Linked DNA regions of Homo sapiens: region 1 is linked to region 2. Evidence: read pairs that join two places in POLR2A ChIA-PET (ENCODE). Cell type or tissue: PC-9. All regions are shown on one strand.

The links. ChIA-PET counts read pairs that join two places held together with the same protein. Peaks named below come from ENCODE experiments on the same cell type or tissue, not always from the same donor. Only the 100,000 strongest peaks of a DNase experiment are listed, where the experiment ranks them.
Region 1: POLR2A ChIA-PET joins it to region 2 with 7 read pairs; 2 of 35 experiments call an interaction of 5 or more read pairs at or near these places.

Annotation. Positions count from the first base shown.
Region 1 is chrX:13,296,193-13,304,192 of GRCh38, reverse strand. It overlaps LINC02154 (long intergenic non-protein coding RNA 2154), which reads left to right and starts at 741. Exons shown (of 2, transcript NR_146309.1): 1 at 741-873. In PC-9, no CTCF peak of the experiment used is centred here; no DNase peak of the experiment used is centred here.
Region 2 is chrX:13,423,417-13,431,416 of GRCh38, reverse strand. No RefSeq gene overlaps it. Among named protein-coding and RNA genes, the nearest start is that of LINC01203, 92 kb to the right of the region's middle. RefSeq lists an enhancer at 2,494-3,011. In PC-9, no CTCF peak of the experiment used is centred here; a DNase peak (open chromatin) is centred at 3,126; H3K27ac peaks cover 3,026 bases.

The sequences.
Region 1 (8,000 bases), 130 kb after region 2:
GGATGGGAGATGGACACCAGAAAGACCAAACACACGATTAGAAGGCTGGAACTTTGGGCCAGTTTTACCTGCATGGAAAAGAGGGCTAGAGACTGAGCTCAATTATGTGGCCAATTGCATATCCAATCATGCCTGTGTAATCATATTCCACATAAAAAATGTGTACACTGAAACTCAGTGGAGTTTTCTGGTTGGTGAACATACTGGTGTACAGGGAGGATGATGCACTCAGATTCCTTGGGAAGAGAGTATGAAAATTTTGCATCCAGAGCCCTTCCAGATCTTGTCCTAAGTGTATACTTTATAATAAAACTCTACATGTAGAGTTTTACACATAGTCTACTTTCAGTGAGTTCTGAGCCATATCGAATTATCAAAACTGAGGTAGTTATGGGAACTCCCAAATTTATAATCAGTCAGAGGTGCAGGGAGCCTGGGGACTGGGGACTCCACTTGTGGCTGGCATCTGGAATAAGAAGCAGTCTTGTGGAGGACTGAGCCATTAATTTGTGGAATTTGGTGCTAACTCTAGGTCATTAGTGCCAGAATTGAATTGTAGTACTCCAGGTAGTCAAAACAGAAAAAGCCTGATATGGTTTGGCTGTGTCCCCACCCAAATGTAATCTTGAATTGTAGCTCCCACAATTCCCATGTGTCATAGGAGGGACCCAGTGGGAGGTAACTGAATCATGGGGGCGGGCCTTTCCCATGCTGTTCTTGTGATAGTGACTAAGTCTCATGAGATCTGATGGTTTTATAAAGAGGAGTTCCCCTGCACAAGCTCCCTCTCTTGCCTGCCACCATGTAAGAAGTCCCTTTGGTCTTCCTTTGTCTTCTGCCGTGATTGTGAGGCCTCCCCAGCCATGTGGAACTGTGAGTCCATTAATCTCTTGCCTTTATAAATTACCCAGTCTCAGATATGTCTTTAATAGCAGTGTGAGAACAGACTAATACGAAGCCCTAGTGGAAACAATAGACAACATGAAGGCACAGGTGGGTAATGTAAGCACAGAGATGAAAACCCTAAGAAAGAATCAAAAGGAAATGCTAGAAATAAAAAAACATTGTGACAGAAATGAAGAAATGAAGAATGTATTTAAAGGCTCATCAGCAGGTTGGAAATGTCTGGGGAAAGAATTAATGAGCTTGGTGATAGGTCAACAGAAACTTTCCAAACTGGAAGGCAAAGAGAAAAAAAGAATGGGAAAAATAACGAAATATCCAAGAAGTGTATAATCATTACAAAAGGTGTAACATATACATAATGGGAATACTAAAAGGAAAAGAAAGAGAAAGAAGAACAGAAGAAATATTTGAAGTAATAATAGCTCAGAATTTTCTGAAATTATTGAAACACATCAAAACACAGATCCAGGAAGGTTAGACAACACCAAGCAAGACAAATCCAAAAAATCGACATCTAGGCATTTCACATTCAAACTGCAGAAAATCAAAAGCTAAGAGAAAATCTTGAAAGAAATGAGAGAGTTGGGGGAAGCATTACCTATAAAGCAACAAGGATAAGAATTACATCAGACTTCTCATCGGGGACCATGCAAGCAAGAAGAGAATAAAGTGAAATATTGAAAGTGTTGAAAGAAAAATAAAGAAAAACACAAGCTTAAAATTCTTCATCCAGTGAAGTTATCCTTCTAAAGTGAAGAAGGAAAAAAAGACTTTCTCAGACAAAAACTGAGGTAATTTGTTGCCAGTAGACTTGCCTTGCACGAAATACTCAAATAAGTTCCTCAGAGAGAAGGAAATTGATATAGGTCAGAAATTCAGATCTGATCTGAAAGAAAGAAAGGAAGGAAGAACATTAGCAGGGAATCAACAAGATTTAAACAAGATCTTTCATTTTTCATATTTTAAATTGATTTAATAAATAACTGTTCAAAGTAAGAGTAATAGCAACAATGTATTGGGTAGTTATAGCTTATGGATGAGTGAAATGAATGACAGCAATGGTACAAGGAATGGAAGAAAGTAATTGGAAATGCTTTGTTATAAGGTATCTGCATTACCCGTGAAGCATTATAGTATTATTTGAAAGTGTACTTAGATTAGTTGTAAATATATATTGCAAACTCTAAGACAAACACTAAAACATTTTTTCAAAGAAATATCATTGATGTGCTAAGAGAAGAGAGAAAATGGGTTCATATAAAATGCTCAGTTAAAACCAGAGAAGGCAGGAAAATGGGGGCGGGGGGTGGGGGTGATAAAAATGAAACAAAGAAAAAGTGCAACAAATAGAAAACGGTTACAAACATTGTAGATACTAATCCAACTATATTACTACTCACTGTGAATAATAGTTTAAATCACCAATTAAAAGGCAGAGACTGTCAGAGTGTATAGAAAAAACAAGACCCAACTATATAATTCCTATTATATTTAATGAAGCCCACTATATATATAAAGACACAGCTACATTAAAAGTAAAGGGATAGAGAAAGATATACCATGATAACACAAATCAAATGAAAGCTATAGTAGCAATACCAATTTCAGACAAAGCAGACCAGAAAATTATCAGGGATAAGGAAGGGTATGATACAATTATACAGGGGCCAATTCTCCAAGAAGACATAGCAATCCTCAACATGTATGTACCTAACAACAGATCATCAAAGTATGTGAGGCAAAACTGATAGAACTTCAAGGAGAAATAGACAAATCTATTATTATAGCCGGAAACTTCAAAACTTCTCTATCAGTAATTGACAGATACAGCAGGCAGAAAATCAGTAAGGCATTGTTGAACTGAAGAACACCATCAATTAACTGGATCTAACTGACATCCGTAGATTTAGAATACTTCCTCCAACAAAGCAGAATACAAATTCTTCTCAAGCTCACATGGAACATTCAGCTTCCAACATTCAGAACGTGCATTCTGGGCCATAAAACATCCTAACAAACTTAAAAAAGATATCATACAAAGTTTGCTCTCAGGTCACAGTGGAATTAAGTTGGAAATCAATAATAGAAAGATAGCTGAAAATTTTCAAAATATTTGAATATTAAGCATACTTCTAAACATATGTGTCAAGTATCAAGAAAAATTTTAAAATATTTTGAACTAAATGAAAATGAAAATACAACTTTTCAAAACTTGTTGAATGCAGCAAAAGTAGTGGTTAGAGAGAAATTTATAGCCGTGAATGCATATTATTAGAAAAGAGAAAAGATCTAAACAGCAATCTAAGTTTCCACCTTAGGAAACTAGAGAAGAGCAATATAAACCTAAAGCAAGCAGAAAACAAGAAGTAACAGAAATTACAGCACAAATCAATGAAACTGAAAACAGGAAAACAATAAAGAATATCAACAAAATCAAAAGCTGCTTCTTAGAAAAGATCAATAAAATTGATAAACATCTAGCTTGACTAATCAAGACAAAAAGAAGACACAAATTACTAACATCAGAAATGAAAGAGGGGCCATCACTGCTGATCTCATAGACACTAAAAGGATAATAAAGGAATATTATAAATAACTCTATGCCCACAAATTTGATAACTTAGATGAAATACACAAATTCCCTGAAAGATATAAGCTACCAAAATACACACAAAAAGAAATAGATAGTTTTAACTGCCCAAAACTGGAAACAACAAGATGTCTTTCAATAGGTGAATAAACAAAATTTAGTACATCCATACAATGGATAATTATTCAGTGATGAAAAAAAAAAGAGCTACCAAGATGTAAGAAGACACAAAGGAAACTTAAAAGCATATTCCTAAGTGAAAAAAAAGCCAGTCTGAAAAGGCTACCTACTGTATGATTCCAACTATATGACATTCTGGAATAGGCAAAATTATGGAGACAGTCAAAAGTTCAGTGGTTGCCAGGGGATTGGGATGGGGGTGGGTGGAAGGAAAGCTATAAATAGGTGAAGTACAGGAAAATTTTAGTGTGGTGAAACTATTCCATATAATACTATAATGATGGATATATGATGTTATGCATTTATCAAAACCCATAGAACTGTACAACACAAAGAGTGAAACTTAAGGTAAACTACAGATTTTATTTAATAATAATGTACAATATTGGTTCATTAATTGTAACAGATGTACCACACTAATGCAAGATGTTAATAATAGGGTTTTTTCCTGCTTGGTGTATAAACAGCCTTTTATCAGCCCTTGTTAGGTTTCTGAGATCGCAGGAAGCCTAAGTGTCCCCTTTCCTCTCTTGGTTTTTTCTCCTCCCATCTCATGGCAGGTAGCTGTGCTTATTTTTTGCATTCAACATTGGCCACCACTATTCCTTCCTGTGCTCACTTCAGACACTGCTTACCAATTATGGCCCTCTCTTTCACTAAGCCTGAACATAGTCTTAGATCTTTATCACCGTAATTTTTAATTAGTTGGAGTTTGGCACAATAAATGATTACTATTTTCTATGTCTACACTAGGAGTTTACAATTCATTCCACAGTAGAGATGTAACCGCCTCAAATTTCTTCTTGAACCTTTATATATATATTTTTTAGGGCAAATTGCCAATGTTTGTTTTTATGGAAAAAGGTTTTTCTTCTTAACTCAATTTTTCCCCTAACACACTTCATAAAAATGGAATTTTTATGAGTAATAATTGACATTTTCCTTCTTACACATGTGCTCATACTGGAAGCTCTCAAAATGCTTGAAAATAATAACTTTTCTTCTAGTTTTATGGTATAAAGAAGAGGTCAAGAAACTTTTCTTGTAAAGGGCCATATAGTAAATATTTTTGGCTTTTCAGGCCTCTGTCACCACTACTCAGTTCTGCCATAACATGAAAACTACACAGATAATGTGTAAACAAATGGGCAGGACTGAGCTTCAATTGCCCTCAACTGTAACCTGCTCTAAGATGTGCTGTTTATTAGCTTTCTTCTCTTCCTTGTCACATTTCCCCTACCAGAGCTCTGTAGGATCACCTCCTAAATAAACTGCTTGCACTAGAATCCAATCTTTCAGGGTTGGTATCTAGGGAAACCTGAACTCAGGTAGCTGCCAAAGAAAAAGCATTCGTAGAAGGCTTTTTAATACTTTTATTAATACATGGCAAATACAGTTGAGACGAAGACTGATGGTGAGAGAAATTGTGAATATAAAAAGAGAAGACAGATGTAAGAGTACTGGGAAAAGATAAAGCACTCCACAAATACAGGGTGAGAGCATTAATATTATGGCTGTCATTAGAGTCGGAGCCAGGAAATTGCTCTATAAAACACTGCCAGCTCACAGCTACCTATAATCATGGAGGCAAGCAGCAGTATGAATAATATAAAGCAAAAGATGATTGGAAAATTAATGACAACGGCTTTGAAGAACATTATTTGAAATTTAAGCTGCATTTTTCATATCTTATTATGGATTTCTTTCAAATTTACAGTAAAGTTTGTAGAGTAGCATAATATTCATATATGCATTTGCTGGAATGAAAAAATGACAACATTGGGTAGTATTTGTTTTAGATCTCTTAAAAAAGCAAAACATTATAAACACAGTTGAATATTGTTTTGTAATCTTAATCTAATTCCTTCCCTCTTTTCTCAGAGGCAGCCATACTCATTAAATTGATATGTATTCTCCATGTTGATGGTTTTATGATTTTATTTCATATATATATTTCTATAAGCAACATACAAGTTTTTGTGATTTTAAGATTTATACAAATAGTATCATGCTGCAGAAAGCATTCTGTAATTTAGCTGTGTTCACTCGACATTATCACTGAGACCCATCCATGCTGATATGTATTGGTTAAATAAATTCACTTATCCTTAGGGAGATCCTCCCTTTACTCTGAAAGGAGCTATCTTGGGGAACCTTTAATAAAATAGATCAGTGGTTCTCAACTGGTGGTTACTTTTGACCCCAGTGACATGTGGCAATGTCTGGAGTGAGGCCAGACATGCTGCTAAACATCCTACAATGCACAGGACGACTCCTACAACAAAGAATTATCTGATCCAAAATGTTAATTGTGCTGGGGCCGAGAAACCCTGATACAGATGAAAACTCTACATTCTTGAAGAATTCCTGGATATGAGGAAGTAACTCAGTGCAGACCCTTCAAGCTGAAATAGCATATGTTCTGCTTGATGGATCACCAGAACTGTGCCTTTATTGCATTAGAGAGTTTTTTCTTCTTACATGTGGATTTTAGACTGTTCTATGCTTATTTTGGAGAACTGTGTGTACATGAATGTGTATTTTGTGTGTATACAAATATTATGGTGGGGCTGGGCACAGTGGCTCACATCTATATGTAATCGCAGCACTTTGGGAGGCCGAGGCGGGTGGATCACTTGAGGTCAGGAGTTCAAGATCAGCCTGGCCAACATGGTGAAACCCCGTCTCTACTAAAAATACAAAAAATTAGTCAGGTGTGGTGGTGCACACCTGTAATTTCAGCTACTCAGGAGGGTGAGGCAGGAGAATTGCTTGAACCCAGGAGGTGGAGGTTGCAGTGAGCCAAGATCGTACCACTGCACTCCAGCCTGGGTGACAAAGCGAGACTCCATCTCAAAAACAAAAAACAAAAACAAAAACAAACAAACAAACAAACAAAAACAAATATTATGGTGGGGTTGGGCACATGCTTGATCATCTCTTTTCCTTATGCTGATGGTAAAATGTAATGAAGAACTAAACTAAACTTGATGTAGCAAAAACTAACCATACTTTAGGGTCTCATACATGGTGTTAAAGATAATTTTTTTAATGGTAAAATCATGACTCTCCTATATAACACATATGAACACGTGTTCAAGATTTTATTTAACTCATTAATAAGGAAAACGCTGAGGTATCAGCCAGTTCAAAGGAGAATACAAAGAACAAACACAGTTATAGATGAGAAATAGGGAAATGAATATGCAAATTGAGACAAAACGAGCCTTTTTTCACAGTAGGAGAGAGAAGTCAATTGAACCTCTATCCCTCTACTGGATAGGAAACAATCTGATGTCTATAAACAAGCATTTTGCATTGATATCAATAATCAATAATTTACAGCATTGTAAAATAGCTCCCATAGAATCAGATAACCCAGAAAGATGGGTGTCCTCTATGCTGGACAATGCATAGTTTCCCTCTAAAGCACAGTTTTTTCTTACAATGAGGTAATTATAAGACTGTGTAAGCCAGACTTTGGAAAATATACTGCCTACGATTGTGATTATCTTGTTCAAGCTATGAAGCCCAGATCAATCTTTGAGTGGCTAGACTACAGGATTCCTACCACCCCACATCTGGGAAGAGGAAAATTCCAGGCAGGAAAATAAAGCCCAGCTTAGGCTTGAGAGAATTTGAAGGACTCCTTTTTTTAAGCTGGGGGGCATGGAACCTGAACTCCAAGATAAGGAGATACCTGGAGTTACCTGTTTCCTTTTGAGCTGCCTCCCTGCCACGTGATGGACTGCTGGTAATTAGGCAGGGCTTCATATTTTGGGTTTGGGCTTGTTAGCTCTAAAGATCTACTGCTCTTGGCTGTTGGAAGTTATTCTCTGTTTTCAGTTTCCTTTTTCTGGAACCTTCAAGATATGTTTTTTAAGGAGTATGGTTTCATCACAGTTTAGATATGGAAAATCTGGAGAGGGACTAACCTTGTCACAGTAGGGATGCATCAAGAGTTGTCACCAGGGGAGGAGAGTGGTGTCCATCAACATTCCTGTCCAGAAGAAAGACAAAGAAGCAGGTGTAAAAGATGGTGACCAGTCCTGAGTATTTATGAGGCATTACCCTGGGACCTTAGAAATTGTTGGGGAAACAATTTAAATACGGCCAGTTTCCAGTAGTTTTGCTGATTTGAACTTGTGCCATACGAGTTTGGGTTTGAAATGCAAGTATGAGTTAATTTTGTTGTCATAGACTGATAAAGACTGTGACTTGGGTTAACAGTTGTAGGAACATTTTATAAAATTATGAATGCCTGGAAATAACAGTAATAAAGATGATGGGATAAAAATATGACATCTTTTAGATGGAAAAATTG
Region 2 (8,000 bases):
AGAAAACCCAATGTTTAAGGAAACTCTTTTATTCTGACTACAGGAGCTTTTGTTATGGGAATTGACTATGCAGGGAAAACTCTCTCTAACTTTTCCTTTTCCATTATCCATTAATTGGGTTGTCAGGGCAATCTAGATTGAGTGTGCCTATAATTTGTAGGATGACCAACCATTCTTATTTGCCCAGGACTGAGGGTTGTCCCAGTACATGGACTTCGGTGCTAAAACTGGGAGAGTCCCAAGCAACCTGGGACGAATTCATCACCGTAAATTTAGAGAAAATGTTTTAAGCACTCCTGGGAGCGCCTATGTGGTGTGTCCTTACAGCAAATATTTGGGTAACAATCTCAAGATTGCTTAAACTCTCCATGCCTCAGTTTCCTTCCTGGCCTCAGTTCCCATATTGGTAAATAAGGATCATAAATATAACCTATCTCATAGGGTTACTGTGAAGATTTGACGTATATTTAAGGTGTCTAGAGATATGTAAGTTGCTTTAAACAGACTTGGCAGATAGTGCTCAGTTGATGTTTATTATTAGATTTTTTATTTGTTTCTCGAGGTCAGGATGCACATCTGATATCTCGGCATCACCCCTTCCCCAAAATGCTTAATACGCTGCCATAAGTAGAATAAACACTCATCAAATATGGCTGAGCCCAGCAATCCCAGTTGTCCTGGCTCTGGTCTGGATGTGGAAGCCATTCTCTGAGGCCTCCCAAATATGGTCAATGTAGTGCCTCTCTGTTCAGAATAGGCACTGACTGCTTCAGGTCCTGGTTTCTGGCCTGTCTGGTATCCTGCTGTGAAATATGACATCATCGGATGGTGTCATCTCTGGCCAGAACCTGAGTATCATCTCGAATTATTTTCCCATGATTATCTTTGCAAAGCTGTTGGGTTCTGGCTTTTCCAAACAGCACAGCCAAGAAGAAGGCTTCAACGTGGGATTTAAGCTATATGGCATCAAGATTGGTTGCCTTCCCACTGCCAGTATCCTTCCGCTTTTTTGTTTCTAGCAGAACCTGCCTCCCATGCTGGAGACAGAGAATGCCAAAGACTCACTTTCCCAGCTTCCCCTGTGTCTAGAGCAGGTGACCCATTCGTGGCCAATGGGACCAAAGAGAATACCTGCTAAGGGATTCTGGGACAAAGTTCCTCCCTCCTTTTCTGATATTTGCTACTTGGAGCTGAGGGGGGCCATTGCAAGACCATGACAGAGGATCAAGAGAACTACAAAGAAGATGGAATTGGATGGAAAATAAAGAATGAATATGTGAGTCACTGCTGCTTTGAAGTCATTTAACTGCTGAATTAACCAAGTCTGGAACCTCCTGCCTCCAGACCTCTTATTATGTGAGATTTTTCAGTAGACCCCTGTTGTTTAAGTCATTTTTAGTTGGATATTTAGTTTCTGCCCTGGAAAATATTCTAACTGACACAAATGAGTTCTTTGATGGCCCTAGGAAGAATTAGTCCTTAATTAGTCATAATCCCATGTTCTTTCTTCAAGACCCCTGCTGCCAAAAGCCAAGGGTAATCTGTCACTTCTAGAACTTCTCTGGCCGGCCCCTGCAGACAGTATAGTTTGATGGTTATGAGCACAAATCCAGGAGTCAGATCTTGGCAAGTGTGAGCTTTGGCAAGTTACTTAAACTCTCAGTATCTTAATTTTCTTCATCTGTGATCTGGGAATGATGATAATAATGCATCTAACTTGTAGAGTTTTGTGTTAAATGAAGAAACACACAAAAAGTACTTGCCTGGCTCATAATATGCACCATAGGTGAGAGCTGTTTCGCTTATTTACTATTCATTTTATGTAACCTTGTGCTGTTATTGATTTACACACACACACACACACTTCTTCCATTGCTCTTTCATGTCTCAGTGGTTGTACTTATCATCCATAAAGAGAAATTCCATTTTCTAAAACAGCACATTTCTAGGAGCCAGGGAATATGCTTCTTCACTCACTAGCTGTGCCATGAGCACTTCACTTATTTTCTCAGTATTTAGGTTTCTTCATTTGATAAAGAAAGCTGGCCAGGTACAGCGGCTCATGCCTGTAATCCCACCACTTTGGGAGGCCGAGGTGGGTGGATTGCTGGAGTCCAAGGTGGAAGGATTGCTTGAGGTCAGGAGTTCAAAATCAGCCTGGGCAATGTAGTGATACCTCATCTCTACTAAAAATCAAAAAAATTAGCCAGGCATGGTGGCATGCACCTGTAGTCCCAGACACTCGGGAGGCTGAGGCTAGAGAATCACTAGATTTAGGGAGGCGAAGTGAGCTGTGCAGTGAGCTGTGATTGTACCACTGCACTCCAGCCTGGGTGACACAGTGAGACCCTATTAAAAAAAAAGAAGAAGAAGAAAGAAAAGGGAAGGTATTGTCTTTATTTCAGTTCCCCCCAAAAAAGACCCTGATAAAGTGCTAGTCATTTACTTGGGAGGTGATTGAAGGAAACTCCAATAATGGAGTGAGAAGGTGAGCCTGGAAAGGAAGGAAAGGCAGGGAAGCCCTTAAAAGATACACTATCAAGCTACTTCCTGCTATGGACAAAGGGACCACAGGGCTTCATCCCACGAAGAGCTCTCAGCATAGACCACCCCATGCCTCAGAGGTACACCCCCAAAGGAAGAGCTTGCTGGCTATTTAAACACCATCTCCCTTCAGGCATTGGTTGAGAGCTGCTGGGACGGTGGTGCATTCAATCTCAGGCTCTCCTCCCTCTGTGGGTGGGCTGAGCAGGCCCAGCCTCGAGAGGAAATTGGCAGTCAGCTGAAAGTGGGGCAGCACATACCACAATGGGAAGGTCTGAGGGGGGCCTCTCTAGGCTAAAGTGGTGATTGATTCAACTCAGTAAATATGTTTTTGCGGGGGAGAGAGGGAAGTGGCAGAAGCTATTCTGTCCAAAGAACTTTGCTAGCTAAGCAACAGGCTATGAAGATGAGTAAGAAATGGTTCCAGACTTTAAGGGTGTCACAATTCAGTGGCAGAGATAGGCATGTTAACAAATATTATATTAACAATCTTTACTGTGTAAGGAGTCCAAGACTAGAAGTTTGTTTATTTTTACCTAACAGACTGGTAAATAGTGAGGCTATGGGAAAACAGACAATCTCATGCATGGTTGCTAAAAGGAATGATTTGCCAATGTTTTTCAAAAATACAAATGTGTTTGTTTACTCTTTGACCCAGCAATCCATCTTCCGGGAATTTATCCTATAGATCTGCCTGTACATGAACAAAATGATGAATGTGCAAGGTGATTCATTGCAGCATCATTGTAATAACAAAAGACTAGAAATAATCCAAGCGAACATCAGGAGGGACTGGTTAAATGCAGTGGAGTAATTTGCAGCTGTATAAAAGAGTGAAGGAGTCTTCCCCAGAATATATTGTTAAGTTAAAAAAAATCAAAATGAAAAGGCAGAGTATATGTGGTGAGATAGAGGATTCAGAGCTGATCAAGGAAAGGACATGACCACGAAATGACAGTAGCACAAATGAACTTTGTTTGGGTGGTGCTTGGTTAGCATACGTGAGTGAAGTTCTTCACAGCAGGAGACCTTCCAGAAAGAGCAGCATGGAGCCACCACCCAGAAGAGGAAGAGAACAAGGGCATTCCCAGGGGAGAGGGAAATCGGAGAAGTGCCTCCTGCAGGTAGATGATGTTACCCAGTAACAAGATGGGGAGTCTTTGGGGTCAGAGAGCTTGAATCGGCAGCAGTGGCTTGGTGTCTTTCGTATCCCCAAGGTTCATCTTATCTATGGCTAGCAGATGTTGGGTACAGCTTCATAGGATGTGCAAGACAGGCAGGCTTTAAATAGCTAAAAATATGGTTATTTGGGCTACATTTAAGGCAATCAGATGTATATGAATTTGAGTTTAGTGCCAGAGGGCTTTGAGCTAATTGTCCTAGCCTGCTGTGAAGATGTAAACAACATGGGGACCAATATCCAGGGCCCCCCACCTTTAGCCCATTTATATAACAGCATGTAACATGTTAACTCTATGTAAGAATGAGGGAGAAATCAGAACATATATGTGTTTGTACATAGTTCCATAAAGAAACATTGGAAGTATATGCAAGAAACTAATAAAAGGAATGAGGCAATAGGGTGGAGGACAGACCAGCTTATGGATGCTAGTAAGACTTCTCAATATATATTTTTTATACCATTTTTATTTTTGAACCACGTGAAGGTATCACTTGAAAAAACAAGTAAAATTAAAGCAAACGAAGAAGAGGGTTGTCCAAAGTTCACAAGCATCATGGAGGCAGGTGGTTAACACTGTTGGAGGGATGGGAGATTATGGTTTTAGTGCAATCACATCATTCAGGTATTTATTTACTGTCCACCTTGTCCTAAAACTTTAGTTCTGGCACATAGTAGGCACATGATAAATATCTTTTTGAATTAACAAGTAAGCAATGCAGAATTTGAGAAGCTAGTTTTCTTTTTCTTTCTTTCTTTTCTTTTTTTATGGAGAGACAAGGTTGCAATCTTGTCTAGGCTGGAGTGCAATGGTGTGGTTATAGCTCACTGCAACCTCGAACTCCTGGGCTCAAGTGATCCTCCCACTTCAGCCTTCCAAGTAGCTGAGACTGCAGGCATGCCACCATGCCCAACTAATGTTTTTAACTTTTTATAGAGAAAGGGTCTCACTATGTTGCCCAGGCTGGTTTTGAACTCCTGGCCTCAAGCAATCCTCCTGCCTTGGCCTCCCAAAGTGCTGGGATTATAGGTGTGAGCCACCACACCTGGCCAAGAAGCTAGTTTTCAAGTTCAAATACAATTTCTAGGGGCATTTTATAAATTGTAAGTTGCTATTCAAAGAAAATAATTGTTTTTATGTTTCTTACATCCCCTACAGAGCTTAACAAAAGTATCCTGCGCTTCTTAGACCCTCAGATATTTATTGAACAAATGATTTCATTAAAAAATAATTTCCAGATTTCTGCTGTGATGGTACTTTTCCACTTAGGAGGCTTAGTTTTAAGTAAATTTCAGTTTTAAAAAGCACTTTTTTCAATTATTAGTTTATTCAACAAATATGTGTTCAACACTTACTATGACCATGACTGAATAGCCACCAAACACGTGATTAAATCTCAGTCTCTTATCACGCATCAGATTTTCATATCATTTATGGCATATGTAGGTATGTTGGGCAGTCAGTAAAGAAAACCTGCAGAATTTATTCTGGTTTTTTTTTTTTTTTTTTTTTTTTTTTTTTGAGACAGAGTCTCGCCCTGTCGCCCAGGCTGGAGTGCAGTGGTGCGATCTCAGCTCACTGCAAGCTCCGCCTCCCGGGTTCACGCCATTCTCCTGCCTCAGCCTCCGGAGTAGCTGGGACTACAGGCGCCCGCCACCGCGCCCTGCTAATCTTTTGTATTTTTAGTAGAGACTGGGTTTCACTGTGTTAGCCAGGATGGTCTCGATCTCCTAACCTTGTGATCCACCCGCCTCAGCCTCCCAAAGTGCTGGGATTACAGGCATGAGCCACCACGCCTGGCCAGAATTTATTCTATCCTTATGAACAGTGCTTGCTCAAAAAAACCCTGAAGTTTTTTTGTTTTGTTTTTGTTTTTTTTTCTTTACTGAGTACAAAAGAATATTCATTTCTGGAAGAAGATATTTGCGATACATACATCCAAAAAGGATTTATAACCAGAATATATAAAGAATTTCTCTAAATCAATAAAAGAGGACAAAAACCAATTTAAAAATGGGCAAAAGATTTAAACAGGCACTTTATAAAATAGGATATCCAAATGGCCAACGAGCATGTAAATATGGTATTCAACATAGCTGGTAATAGAAAAATGTAAAGTAAAACCACAAGATATCACTACATACATGAGAATGGGTAAAATTTTAAAGTCTGACAATGTCAAGTGTTGGTGAGGATGTGGAGCAACTGGAATTCATATACTGTGGTGGGAATTTAACATGGTACAGCCCCATGGAAAATTGTTTGGCAGTTTCTAATAAAATTACCACTTGACCCAGCTATTTTAAATGAAAACACGTCTGCAAAAAGATTCATATATGAAGGCAACAAAGGCCTGGTCCCAATGTCCCTCCCTCCTCTGGGCTCTTTGTGGGCATTTGTTTCATACCACTTTCACCAATACACTTGCATGGGTGTCTATTTCTTTTTTTTTGAGACAGTCTCGCTCTGTCACCCAGGCTGGAGCACAGTGGCGTGATCTGGGCTCACTGCAAGCTCCGCCTCCGGGGTTCACATCATTCTCCTGCCTCAGCCTCCGGAGTAGCTGGGACTACAGGTGCCCGCCACCATGCCTGGCTAATTTTTTGTATTTTTAGTAGAGACGGGGTTTCACCGTGTTAGTCAGGCTGGTCTCGATCTCCTGACCTCGTGATCTGCCTGCCTCGGCCTCCCAAAGTGCTGGGATTACAGGGGTGAGCCACCACGCCCGGCCGTGTGTCTATTTCTTAGCTGGATTATGAATTTGCATAAAGCATAAATGTGATGTATGTTAGCTACTGCAGCTACCAGGCATTCCTTTTTAAAAATCCCCAGAGTTTAACTTATGGCCTGCTGCCTAGTAGGCACTCAATAAATGTTGAATTAATGAATTGCCTCCATTTCAAACTAGTCATTTAAAAAAAGAGCCAGTGCCATGTTTTTACCCTCTGGTATCATTGCATGTAGTGCCCCTTTAGGCTAGTCTGTACAGGATGGGAGCATTTTCATTGAACTATATAGGTTTAAATAACCATATGCACGATGCAGAAATTAGAACTTGAAAGTGATAAATAGTGTCTGATTCAATACAGAGTAGCCTAAATGTAAGCCAGTCATGGTGAGTTATGCCCTGTCATATGTGGTGTGTAAAACGAAGCAGAATCAGTAGTTCTTATAGGCAACTAACTGTGCTTAGTAGCTGCCAAAAATTCACTGGAAACCCCTGAGCGGTCAGACTTGTGGTGCCTGGAAAGCAATCCGAAGTAAATTAACGAGTGATCATACAATATTCTTATTCTCCCGGATCATCTGTTTGCTGGCATGAAGAGTGGGTGGGAGGAATTGTAAAAGAGAGAAAAATAAAGCAGCAGAAAAAGCTGTAGAACACAGCAAGAATATCTTTCCCGGAAGGTCTCTGGGCCCCATATCCTAATTATTTTGTTCCATCCTCCCCACTGAATACAGAATTTCTGAAATAATGCGAGAGTTCAGTTGGTGCAGCTTAGTCCAGCCTGAATTGAGAATAACTCTTTGTTCTTAAAAGACTCTACAGTGCACCAAGAACAAGGAAACATTTTGGAAATAACAATTCTGCGATGCCTCCCAGGAATAGATGATAATCCTAAAAGCATATTTCCATTTCTAACTCCAAGGGCACTTTAATAATGGAGGGCATGTAAGTAGCTAACGGTGGAACATTTAAAATCTGAGTACAATGTCTATGACATATTCATATTTTAACGATCATTTTTAAATACTCAAGATTCTACCAAGATCTATTTTTCTTTCTCCACGATAGATAACATTGGATTGTCACATCATGCTTCATTTATTTCACATACGTGTGAGATAAAATTAAACTCAGAATGATTTTCTGCTATTTATTGCTTTGACATACTATTTTTACATTTAATACTGAATGTGGAAAAAAAAACCTCTAATGCCATTTTCTTTAAGAAATATCACACGATCTTGCTGAAATGTTCATTAATATTGGTTTAATGGAGCTTTGGATTAGCATCCTAAAAATTTCGCTGTTTTAAATTTTCAAAATGCAAACACAGACCTTTCCCCTTTGAGTGTTTTCAAGTGACAGCTATGAATTAATTAGTCATTTTTATAAACACCAATGTTCTTCTGTAATTTGTAAGTCAAAGAAAAGTTACTTTTTTTTTTTTTAACAAGTTCCAATCAACCATATGACTTCATGCAGTTTTAAATTTGGGGCCCTCAATCTGATTCTCAAATCCTTGTTCCAGGGTATGTGACAGAGCTCCC